2 separate regions of the Homo sapiens genome follow, and region 1 is linked to region 2. Evidence: chromatin contacts called from ENCODE Hi-C data. All regions are on one chromosome and are shown on one strand. The core of a region is the stretch at or near the end of the contact, and the rest is flanking DNA. Distances in the headings are between cores, read along the strand shown. Region 1 holds the start of TMEM229B (transmembrane protein 229B). Region 2 holds the start of GPHN (gephyrin).

Region 1 (3,006 bases), core at 322-2,821, 980 kb after region 2:
GGGCTGGCAGCTTCCATGTGTCCCTGGGAATAAAAGAGGAGGCTTTTATTAGCTTAAACTGCCCCCAGCAGATCCAAGAAAAACATTGCAAGGGCCTGGGCTCTGGGCTCAGCACCAGACACTCATCCCACCCTGGCCACCAGGGCCCCTTCCCGGAACCTACCCCCTCCTCTTTGCATCCAGTTTGCTCAGGTCTGATTAATCCAGCCACAAAAGTCTGGGATGGTCCTGGACAATCCACATGTCCAGGGTTAGGACTTAGGGCTTCTTGCCTAAATGTGTGAACACTTGTGAATCTGAGAGGGGATATAATTTTAGAATCCAGCTCCATTCTCATTCAGCTTCAAATTACATTCTCACCTTCACCCTGTAGTGGGTACATCTGTTCTCAAGGGCGGTCAGAACCTCATGGAAGGCAGACAATGTAGGACATTCGTTTCAGCACTTTGAAAGCAGAGAACAACCACTCGTGCAGAAAAACAAAATGTGTGCTAAACCTTTCTACGTACTATTCTACCTCTCTAATATTTATTCATCTCATTTTATTATTTCACCATTATTATGGTTGAGGCCCTTCCTATGAACATCAGTAACCAGCTACAAGCTAATACAAATCTTACTTTATAATGCCCTTTGCCATGTACTTTAAAAAAAAAAATCAAGTAGAGACGGGTCTTGCTATGTTGACCAGGCTGGTCTCAAGCTCTTGGCCAACCCTCCCACCTCAGCCTCCCAAAGTGCTAGGATTATAGGCGTGAGCCACTGTGCCTGGCCAGCCATGTACAGCCATGTTTTTACTACTATCCCTAAGACTTGACTATTTAATGGAGATTCCAACATTTTTTGTTTTAATATGAAAGTGCTAAAGCTTCCCTGAAAACCCCCTGGATACAACACCATCTGCATATGCCCAAGGACAGCACTCAGGCCCAGCATGGCCCTCTGGGACAGCCCAGCCACTCAGAAGCTGAGAACAGTATGTGGCTGGGGGTGGGAGCTGGCACTCCCCTGTGGATGACCAGGCAGGATGGACCAGAGGTGCTGGTCTGTGCTGATGCCCATGTCCACCTTCCCCACTCCCCTCTGACCACCAGGGTCTCTGAGTAGAGGCCGCTTGGGCCCTTGCTCAAGCTGACAACCTGTGAGGCAGCCAGGCAGCCGAGGAGAAGTGAAAGGGCAGGAGTGGGGGAACTGAAACTCACTGTATGGTGTGGTTTTGGGGGGTGCCCCCCTGGGTCTCCCCCCGGGGCCTCTGCACTGAGAGCATCACAGTGGGCTGCTGTGCTCAGCCTTGCCTCCCCCTCCCCAGCTCCTTCACAAACGGGACCCTCCAACCCTCCCTGATCTGTCCATCTTACCGGCTTCTTCCAGCCTGCCGGATGGCGGACAGGGGTCACCTTGACACGTACCTATCACCTTGAGGAAAAGGTTTTAACGGAGCATGTCCGAACCCTCTGGGACTCTCTCTCCACCAGCACCACAAGGACCATGTGCCTGGGGAGTTCAATCCCACCTGTGGAGACTTCTCCCCACCCTAGGCCCTCAGCCACATCCACGGCACAAGTCAGAACTAAAACAGAAACAGAAACCAAAGACCACATCCTGCCGGCACAGCCTGCGGGTTACTGCAGCCAGCTCTGGGAGCCCACTGCCTGCTGAGGTGCAGCCCTGGCAGATGAAGCCCCAGCACTCAGAAAGGCTCCTTTTGAGGGCAGTGTCCCACCAGACACCTCCCACTTCCTGGTCTGCAGGCTTTTTCCCCAGGAAAAACTTAGTTGCAGGGAGGATGAGATGATGGTGCACCTCTCCCTCCAAGTGCATAAGCTGTCCCTAGGCCTCACTGACACTCCCTATCCCCCAAGAGTAGATCCCAGGGGACAGGGGACATGAGGCTCCTTTGAGGACTGCAGGACCTGAACCAGAGTTTCTTGGAACATATGAATGAATGATGAGCCCTTATAGCAACTAACATATGGATGGAACTTAGATCATCTCTCATGATTTTCTCAGGCTCCTGAGGGGCAGGAAGGGCAGAAATGGTCACCTCTATTTTAGAAATGAAAACACAGAGGGTTCAGGACATTAAGAGATTTGGCCAAATCCAAACATTTGATTCAAATCCCAGTCCTCAGCCTCCAGAATCACCCTGTCCCCATACAATGTGCCTTCGAACTGCTTCCCACCCAAATCTCATCCTTAAGGCACATGTCTGCATGCAAGGGTCTTCAAGTCAGTGTAAACTACTTAGTCCATTCCAAGTAAGCTGCTTATTTTGCAAACTTATAGCTGAGTTTGTCCATGCAGCTTCTGGTCAATATGCCTGAGACGCTGCTGGGAGCGTGAAGAAGCAGAGACCACCGGCCTGTTTCAAGCACTGTCATCTCTCCTGCCCTCCTCTGCAGCCACCATTCTGACTCCTTCTTCCAGACCCTGCTCCCTCCTCACTCCTTTGCGATGCCGTCCCACAACCTCCAGGTCATTCCATCACTGATGTTCCCAGGGGGATCTGACCATCCTTCAACTGAAACATGTCATCCCATCTTAAAATTCTTTCTATGTAGCCGGGCGCGGTGGCTCACGCCTGTAATCCCAGCACATTGGGAGGCCGAGGCGGGCGGATCACGAGGTCAGGAGATCGAGACCATCCTGGCTAACATGGTGAAACCCCATCTCTACTAAAAGCACAAAAAATTAGCCAGGTGTGATGGTGGGCACCTGTAGTCCCAGCTACTTGGGAGGCTGAGGCAGGAGAATGGCGTGAACCTGGGAGGCAGAGCTTGCAGTGATCTGAGACCACGCCACTGCACTCCAGCCTGGGCGACAGAGCGAGACTCCGTCTCAAAAAAAAAAAAAAAATTCTGTCTATGTGTCTGTTTCCCCCACCACGCTATGAATTTCTTGAGATCATAAAATTTCTGCTGGATGGATGGACAGGCAAGGTGGAGAAGGGCCCAGCTGCATTTAAATTCTTGGGCGACTGAAACATCCAATGTTACTAATCAAACA
Region 2 (2,937 bases), core at 86-2,585:
ACCCCGTCTCTACTAATAATACAAAAATTAGCTGGGTGTCGTGGCACGCGCCTGTAGTTCCAGCTACTCGGGAGGCTGACGCAGGAGAATCGCTTGAACCTGGGAGGCAGAGGTTGCAAGTGAGCCGAGATCGCGCCACTGCACTGGAGCCTGGCGACAGAGCGAGACTCCGGATCAAAAAAAACCAAAACCAAAACCAAAAAAAAACCTATCAAAGTGACTTTGAAATTTGTGTATAAACACTGATATACATCTTTTAATACTTTGCTTTTCACTTTTATGCCTCCAGGTTACTACAGCTAAGAAGAGAAAACATATACATATGAGTGTGTGTACACACACACACACGCATATAACTTTTTAAAATTCAGAAGTTGAAAGGTCCAGAACGATAGTAAGAAACTAACGTAGAATAGCCACAGGTGATTAATAACACGTTTCATGAAAGGCACATGGAAATAAATGGCAACAAAAGCTACTTTCATGGTAATCTCACATCCCACGAATACTGAAATGAAAATCGCCGCGGCAATGGACTGTGGTTCAGGTGGAACACGTTCTCGTTCGCTAAGGAGATTGATGCTTTTCATCTAAAAGCAGCGCTCATGGCGAAGAGGCTTAAGGCCACAAAACCGTGGGACAGCAGGAGGAAGAGAAGCCAGGTATCTCCACTCCAGCTGCCCTGCCTCAGACTCCTCAGTTTCGCACGTGAGGATCGTCTTGCAGGCACTGACTGGAGATGGAATCCTAAAGCATAGGTGAAGCGGAAATCCTCCTTCAGGGAGAGCCCACTGAGGAAGCCAGCGGCTAGCACGAGGCAGGACAGGATACCTCCCTCTTCGCCCACGGCGGCCTCTCTGTCATAGTAGCCACCGTTCTGCCACTCATGCAGCTTTCTAAGACACCTCTCGGTTCCCCAGCGCTTTCAGTGGGGCGGCCGGCCATTCCCGAGGGTTGCAAGAGGAGGCCCGGGGTGCTGAGCCAGCCTCGCTGCCCCCGCGTAGAAAGCCGGCCCGCCGGCGAGAGCCAGCCTAAGGCGCGGACAACCAACGAGGTGTCAGGCTCGGCAGGGGATTGCTTCTGTCTGGGGCCCGGCCGAGGTTGCGTTCGTGCCTCGCGCGCACACGCTCCGCGTTCACTCAGCCAATCCGGTGCTACTCGCGCGCCCAGGAGCGATCCGCGGTCCTACTCAGGCTGGGCCGGCTCCTTCCCGCTCCCAATACTCAGCACCCGAGCTCTCACTCCTCCCCTCACTCTCCACGAGTTCCACGCCTAGGGGTGTAGCTCCGCCCTTGTCCCCGAGTCCGCCCCCGCAACCTCCAGAGCGTGTGCTATCCTTTCCTCTCAGTCCTGCCATCTAGCTGCCTTGGGTCTCGCGCTCCGCAGAGCGTTCCGACACTCTCCGGCCTCGTTCTGCCGCCTCCGCGCGCTCTCCCCGTGCGGCCACCGCGCCCCCCAAGCTTGCCTCCTTCTTGCCGGACTTGGGGCCGCGCGCCCTGACTCCTTCCCCTCCCGCGGACCCGCGCACTCCCGGCGCGGCCTCTCCCCCACGCAGGCCACCGTGCACTCTGTGGCCTCCCCCTCCTTCCCCGCTCTCCTCGCGCTTCTCTGGCTCCCTAGCTGTCGCGCTCTCCTCGGCGAGCGCGCTCCCGGCCCGCGCGCTCCGGGCTCCGGTTTCTCCCGGCTCCTGTCAGTGCGGTGACTGCGCTGGGAAACATGGCGACCGAGGGAATGATCCTTACTAACCACGACCATCAAATCCGTGTCGGAGTCCTTACAGGTAACCGGGGGAGGAGGTCTGGGACCTATGAGGCTGCTGTCCCTGCATTGCCTTAGGCTTTTCGCCTGTGGTGGCCCTTCTCTGCGGCCTCGGGAGGAGGGAAGGCTGAAGAAGGGAACCGCGGGGGTGCATTTTACAACCGCTGAGAACCGCCGGAGATTGGGGGTGTTCCCGCGGGTCCCCTCCCCCAGGCCCCAGGAGCCGGGGTCGACCCCGTGGGATGTTAGGCCCCAGCGCCTTCGGAAGCAAAGTCCTGGGCCCCCGGGGACCGAGGGGCCGGTGCGGAGGGCGCTGCGGGGCTCCGCGCTGTCGGTGCAGGCGGCGGGATCCCGGCTCCGCAGTCTGAAGCATGCCGCTCTCGGCTGGCCTGGGCGCATCCTCCGCTAGTGCTCTTCAGAGAGAGGGGGGAATCCCATCTCCACCCCCTTCCTCTCCTTCCCTTCCCCCCACCTGGGCGGCCCCACGCCAGTATCTGTGCTTGCCTGGACGAGACTCAGGTGTTAATCAGATGAAACTGCTCCTCCTCGGGTTGTCCCTCGCGGGCCGGGCGTCCCCTCAGCCACCCATGGGGCACCCTTCGCCTCCCTCGGGGGATGGGGGATCGGCTTGCGTCCGGACCTCGGAAAGTGTCTGCCTTCTGCCTTTCCGCGCAAAAGGCCCTCTGTCTGCCTCGTCGTTTCCTTAGCGAGGACGGGCTGCAGCCTGCTGCCGGGGATCCAGCTTTTTACTTGAGAGGGCAGGATTCCCCTACTCGGGCTCCTCTCCCCCTCCTTTCTGGGAACCCCCACCCCGGTAGAGCGTCCCGAGGCTGGTGAGGAGCGCACTTTTCCCGGGTCGCGTTTCCCTCCCTCGCGAAAGCCGTGTGTGTTCTGCATGTCTGATTCCGTTGCGCTGAATTTGGTTAATATCCGTCACTTCGGCGATCGGCAGTTGCTGCAGGGCATGACTTCCAAGATGAACAGCAAGCGGATTTGTAGGGGTTTCTGCTGTGGTTCTGTAATTGGCAAGGTTTATGTGTAATTGAGTGGCGAGACGGGGGTTAAAGAACTATATTTGGAATCTGAGGGCTTAGTTTGGAGTGAAGGAAATCCAAGACTCAGTGATGTGATTTCGGAAAAAGAAGCAGTGTGGACGGGAATCCTAGTGTTTCCCTTACT

What was found. A loop is a pair of places that touch in the nucleus more often than their neighbours do. Pooled maps may share reads with other maps.
Region 1: a pooled map shows a loop between it and region 2 (11-fold over the local background). The contact joins the promoter of TMEM229B here to the promoter of GPHN in region 2. A Hi-C loop is called at or near these places in 3 of 37 single-sample maps with no recorded cell type and 9 of 50 pooled maps.

What each region holds. Positions count from the first base shown.
Region 1 is chr14:67,487,150-67,490,155 of GRCh38, forward strand. It overlaps TMEM229B (transmembrane protein 229B), which reads right to left and starts at 1,572. Exons shown (of 3, transcript NM_001348543.2): 1 at 1,359-1,572; 2 at 1-23. It also overlaps a transcript of GPHN not described here. RefSeq lists enhancers at 914-983, 1,147-1,646, 1,284-1,703.
Region 2 is chr14:66,506,812-66,509,748 of GRCh38, forward strand. It overlaps GPHN (gephyrin), which reads left to right and starts at 1,336. Exons shown (of 23, transcript NM_020806.5): 1 at 1,336-1,780. The coding sequence starts at 1,717. RefSeq lists silencers at 1,381-1,570, 1,921-2,070 and enhancers at 2,161-2,320, 2,571-2,620.